Regions from separate parts of the Homo sapiens genome. Here region 2 is linked to region 1. A link is a loop called in an ENCODE intact Hi-C map of the cell type or tissue named here. Cell type or tissue: Caco-2. All regions are shown on one strand. Each heading gives the region's core, and the rest is flanking DNA. Links, peaks and the distances in the headings are about the cores only. Region 1 has its middle 22 kb from the start of AKIRIN1. Region 2 overlaps RHBDL2 (rhomboid like 2).

Region 1 (2,912 bases), core at 198-2,697:
GCCAGAGAATCCCTTCAGGAGGCTAGGAGTTTGAGGTTGCAGTGAGCTCTGATTGTGCCACTGCACTCCAGCCTGGATGATGACAGAGTAAGACCCTGTTTCTAAAAGTAAAAAAAAAAAAACAAAAAAAAAACACACACACACACACAAACCAACCAACCCAGAAGCCAAAGGCAGTCTCCCTTCTTCCAGACTGTCTAATGTCAACTTGTTTTCTGGTATTATTTCTTTTTTTCATTTTTTCTTTTTGGAGACAGTTTCACTCTTGTTGCCCAGGCTGGAGTGCAATGGAGCTATCTTGGCTCATTGCAACTTCCACCTCCCGGGTTCAAGCAATTCTCCTGCCTCAGCTTCCCGAGTAGCTGGGATTACAGGCATGCACCACCACGCCCGGCTAATTTTGTATTTTTAGTAGAGATGAGGTTTCACCATGTTGGTCAGGCTGGTCTCGAACCCCTGACCTCAGGTGATCTGCCCACCTCGGCCTCCCAAAGTGGTGAGATTACAGGCATGAGCCACCATGCCTGGCCCTGGAATTACTTCTTCTATCTTCTTCTCTTTTTTTTTTTTTTTTGTTTTTTTTTTTATGGAGTCTCTCTCTGTTGCCCAGGCTGGAGTGCAGTGCTGCCAGCTCGGCTCACTGCAACCTCCACCTCCCAGGTTCAAGCGATTCTCCTGCCTCAGCCTCCTGAGTAGCTGGGATTACAGGTGCCTGCCACCATACCCAGATAATTTTTCTATTTTTTTTAGTAGAGCTGGGGTTTCACCATATTGGCCAGGCTGGTCTCCAACTCCTGAACTTGTGATCCACCTGCCTCGGCCTCCCAAAGTGCTGGGGTTACAGGCGTGAGCCACCGTGCCCGGCCTTCTATTTCTTTCTCATTGTCTAGCACTGGTTCAGAAGCACTCATCTCCATCAAATCTCCTGTTAATTCCTCTGGTATGGTGTCTATTAGCTTTTGAATTTCTCCAAGATCTATATCTTGGAATCCTTTATGTTTCACCTTTTTTGCCATATGCACAATTTCTTTCATTATTTCCTTGATTGTTTCTGTTATAAATCCTGTAAAGTCATGTAGAACATCTTGACACAATTTTTTTCTAGCAGGAATTTATTGTTTCAGGCCTGATGGCTTTCATGTTTTTTTTCTGTAATAACGATGATATCTTCAATGGTGGGATCCTTCCAGACTTTCATGATGTTCTCTCTAGCCGTGTTCTCTTCCACGGCATTGACAATACTTTCCATAGAGTACTGCTTGTAATGACCCTTCAGGGTCCTTATGACCTCTTATCTAAAAGCTGAATTACGACATTATGCTTGAGGGCAAGTAGAACCCCTGGACCCCTTTGGTGTTGAACTCATGGGGTCTGGGTGGCCAGGAGCATTGTCCAATATGAAAAGAATTTTAAAAGGCAGTACCTTACTGGCAAATTACTTCCTGACTTCACAGCAAAGCATCAATGGAATCAATCTAGAAAAAGGGTTCTTGTTGTGTAACCAAAAGACCGGCAGCTGGTGTTTACTTTTTCCCTTCAAGGCGTGGGGATTAGCAGCTTTATAGATAAGGGCGGTCCTGATCATAAACCCAGAAGTGTTTGCACAAAACAGTAGAGTTAGCCTATCTCTTCCTGCCTTAAATCCTGCTACTCACTTCTCTTACTTACTAATAAATGTACTTTGTAGCATTTTTTTTTCCCAGAATAGGGCACTTTCATCTGTATTCAAAACCTGTTCAGGCAGATGTCTTTTCTGCTCAATTATTTTTTTTTTTTCTTTGAGAGAGAGACAGGGTCTTGCTGTCACCCAGGCTGGAGTGCAGTGGTGCAATCATAGCTCACTGCAGCCTCAAACTCCTGGGCTCACGATATCCTCCCGCTTCAGCCTCTTGACTAGCTGGGACTACATGTGTGTGCCACCACACCCTGTTAATTTTTTAATTTTTTTTCGTAGATACAGGGTCTCATTATATTGCTCAGGCTGCCCTCAAGCTCTTGGGCTCAAGTGATACTCCCACCTTGGCCTCGCAAAGTGCTGAGATTACAGACCTGAGCCAGTGTACTTGGCCAGTGATTTTAGTAATGGCATCTGGAAACACATCTACTGGTTCTTCATTGGCAGAAGTTGCTTCTCATGTTATCTTGATTTTTTTTTTGAGACGGAATCTTGCTCTGTTACCCAGGCTGAAGTAAAATGGCGTGATTTTGGCTCACTGAAACCTCCGCCTCCTGGGTTCAAGCAATTCTTCTGCCTCAGCCTCCCGAGTAGCTGGGATTACAGGTGCCTGTTACCATGCCTGCCTAATTCTTTTGTATTTTCAGTAGAGAGGGGGTTTCACCATGTTGGTCAGGCTGGTCTTGAACTCCTGACCTCAGGTGATCCGCCCACTTCGGCCTCCCAAAGTGTTGGGATTACAGGCATGAGCCACTGCGCCCAGCCATTTGTTAAGCCAAAACTCTTTCTAAAATTGCCAAACCATTTTTGGTTGGCATTAAATTCTCCAGTGGTAGATCCTTCACCTTCCTTTTGCTTTAAATTGTCATATAATAACTTTGCTTTTTCTAGAATCACATTAGTCTATAGGTATGCCTTTCTTTTTCTCTTTCAATTTTTTATATTGTTTTAATTCTAGAGAAAGGGTCTTGCTATGTTGCTCAGGCTGGTCTTGAACTCCTGGCCTCAAGTAATCCTCCTGCCTTGGCCTCCTAAAGTGTTAGGATTACACTTTTCTTTCTTTTTCTTTTTCTTTTTTTCCTTTCTTTGTGTGTGTGTGTGTGTGTGTGTGGCATGAGCCACTGTGCCTAGCCAGTAGGACTTTGATATAGAAATCCTGCACCCATATGAAAGCTGCATTTTCTTTTTTCTTTGTCTTTTCTTTTTCTCTTTCTTTTTTTTTTTTTTTTTTTTTTGA
Region 2 (2,912 bases), core at 225-2,724, 50 kb before region 1:
GTGAGCCTTGTCTAATCAGTTGAAGGCCTTGCTAGAGAAAAGATTGTCCTCTGTTAGGAAAAGGGAATTCTGCCAGCAGAACTCTACCTTTGGACTTGAATGGCAAGTCTTCCCTGGGCCTCCAGCCTGCCAGCCTTCCCTGAAGATTTTGGACTTGCCAAGTCTCCATAATCATTTGAGCTAATTCCTTAAAATAAATATTAATCTCTCTTCCCCCAGGGAACACACACCTATTGATTCTGTTTTTCTGAAGAACTCTTGACTAATACAGTTTGTGATAAGGAAGCTGAGGCATCAGTGCATCAGTGGGAACTAAAAGGGTTACATTAGGAACTTCCTAATGCCCCTGAAGTCACACTCCACAGGCAGCCATGGTTGGCCAGTTCCTTTATAGGACATCAAGTGTGGGGGAAAAAACTAGGTGCCACGAGGTACAGGGGAGCCTCATCCTGGCCCAGTGACTATGATGTGACCTTGGGATAGTCATCCCACCTCTCTGAGCCTTGCAGTCTTTTCTGGAAAACAAGAGGACTGACTAGATCAGAGCCTGAAAACACACCACGTGCTGCCTGAAGTAGACATTGTTAAAGGATCCCGTTTTTTTCCTACTGAAATTCAGAAGAATTCTATAACACTTCTAAACCTGGGGTCCCAGAAATGCCTTACCAACCAGCCTAAATCGGTTCATGAGAGAAAGCCCTTGTGCAACCCCAGAATGATTTGCTTCCTAAAGACCTCACAACTAAAATGAAAGGAAGCCACTGAAATTGCAGCCACAGCTGGGCAGATTTGTCTGACAAATGAAACTCCACCCTGGGTTGGCAGTGACCGTGAGTATAGGGAAAGCCTCAAAGGCAGCTGTGGGGAGAGCAGAGGCAGAGGTGAGGTGTGTGCTGTCCCCATCCCCACGAAGCTCTCTCCCATGTTCCCAGTCTCTTCTCTAGATCTAGATCTGACCCCTAGTTTGTTCCCAGCTTCCCCATGCCACTTACCCCGGTGCCCACCCCGCTCCCCATTCACCTCGGCCAGGCTGATGGAGATGATGAACACGGGAGGCGGGAAGCAGTTAGCTCTCTCCAAGTATGTTCCTCGGGACTTTTCGGGCAGCATCCATTTTGAGACAATCCTGTGGACCTTTTTACTCTTGGCCCGATCTTTACCTCCCCCATCCTCTCTCATTTTCTCCTCTTCCTCCAGCTCTTCTTTCATCTCTCTCCCCATATTCAGATTCATGCTCTCCATCTCCAGATCATGAACAGCAGCCATTGTCCTGGGTCCTCCCTCCTCCCCAGAAGGACATGAATCCCAGGGAACAGCAGGTGGCCCTAGGTCCTCAGGCTGCCGCTCTTCCCTGGGCTGTCTGGCGCAACGACTGCTTTCCAAGGCCTTTCCTGTATGTGAAGAGAAGACAGCTGAAGATGATCAAAATGATCTAAACCTCCTAAATGGCCCAAAATAAAGTTTTCTATGTAATTGTTTTAAAAAGAGCCAGATGACTGAGATTAAAATGCAGCTCTACCATGTATCAGCTGTAAGTTAACATCAGATAAATCACTTAATTAAATTCTCCAAGCCTCAAATTACATATTTCTTAAATTGTGGTGAAATACACATAACATAAAATTTACCATTTTCGCCATTTAATATATAATATATATTTTTTCTTTTTTTTTTTATGAGGTGGAGTCATCTTGCTCTTCTGCCCAGGCTGGAGTGCAATGGCGAGATCTCAGCTCACTGCAACCTCTGCCTCCTGGGTTCAAGCAATTCTTCTGCTTCACCCTCCCTGGCTAATTTTTGTATTTTTAGTAGAGACAGGGTTTCACCATGTTGGCCAGGCTGGTCTCGAACTCCTGACCTCAAGTGATTCACCCGCCTAGGCCTCCCAAAGTGCTGGGATTACAGGCGTGAGCCACCGAAGCCGGCCCTGTTTTTAACCATTTAGAGTGTACAATTCAGTGACATTGAGTACATTTGCAATGTTGTGCAGCCATCACCACTAGTTCCAAAACTTTTTCATCACAAACAAAAACCCCATACCCATACCTGTTAAGCAGTTAATTCCTATTCTCCTCTTACCACAGTCCCTGGCAACGACTAATCTGCTTTCTGTGTCTATAGATTGACCTATACTGGATATTTCACATAAATGAAATCATACAATACATATGTACCATCCAGTATGTGGCCTTTTGTGGTTGGCTTCCTTCACATGTTTTCTTTTTTTTTTTTTTTTTTTGAGATGTAGTCTCGCTCTGTCACCCAGGCTGGAGTCCAGTGGTGCGATCTCGGCTCACTGGAACCTCTGCCTCCCAGGTTCAAGCGATTCTCCTGCCTCAGCCTACCAAGTAGCTGGGATTATGGGCACCCGGCACCACACCCAGAAAATTTTTGTATTTTTAGTAGAGACAGGGTTTCACCATGTTGGCCAGGCTAGTCTCGAACTCCCAACCTCAAGTGATCCACCTGCCTCGGCCTCCCAAAGTGTTGGGATTACAGGCATGAGCCATTACACCTGGCCTAGAATTTCCTTTTTTTAATGGCTGAATGCTATTGCATTGTATAGACACGCCACATTTTGTTTATCCACTCGTCTGTTTATGGACATTTGGGTTGTTTCCACCTTTTCGCTATTGTGAACATCCCTGTACAAGTTTTCTCTTTTTTTTTTTTTTTTTGAGACAGAGTCTCGCTCTGTCGCCCAGGCTGGAGAGCAGTGGTGTGATCTCGGCTCACTGCAACCTCCGCCTCCCGGGTTCACACCATTTTCCTGCCTCAACCTCCTGAGTAGCTGGGACTACAGGTGCCCACCACCACACCTGGCTAATTTTTTTTTTTTTTTGTATTTTTAGTAGAGACAGGGTTTCACCATGTTAGCCAGGATGGTCTCGATCTCCTGACCTCGTGATCCG

The links. Hi-C counts contacts between places; a loop is a spot of excess contacts. Peaks named below come from ENCODE experiments on the same cell type or tissue, not always from the same donor. Only the 100,000 strongest peaks of a DNase experiment are listed, where the experiment ranks them.
Region 2: a loop joins it to region 1, with 4 times the contacts of the local background. A loop is called at or near these places in 3 of 110 quality-filtered maps.

The regions. Positions count from the first base shown.
Region 1 is chr1:38,967,735-38,970,646 of GRCh38, forward strand. No RefSeq gene overlaps it. Among named protein-coding and RNA genes, the nearest start is that of AKIRIN1, 22 kb to the right of the region's middle. In Caco-2, for the core only: no CTCF peak of the experiment used is centred there; DNase peaks (open chromatin) are centred at 1,537 and 1,827.
Region 2 is chr1:38,917,947-38,920,858 of GRCh38, forward strand. It overlaps RHBDL2 (rhomboid like 2), which reads right to left. Exons shown (of 8, transcript NM_017821.5): 2 at 1,021-1,391. The coding sequence starts at 1,266. It overlaps LOC105378662 (a long non-coding RNA gene), which reads left to right. Exons shown (of 2, transcript XR_001737994.2): 2 at 1,228-1,583. Among named protein-coding and RNA genes, the nearest start is that of RHBDL2, 22 kb to the right of the region's middle. In Caco-2, for the core only: no CTCF peak of the experiment used is centred there; a DNase peak (open chromatin) is centred at 1,335.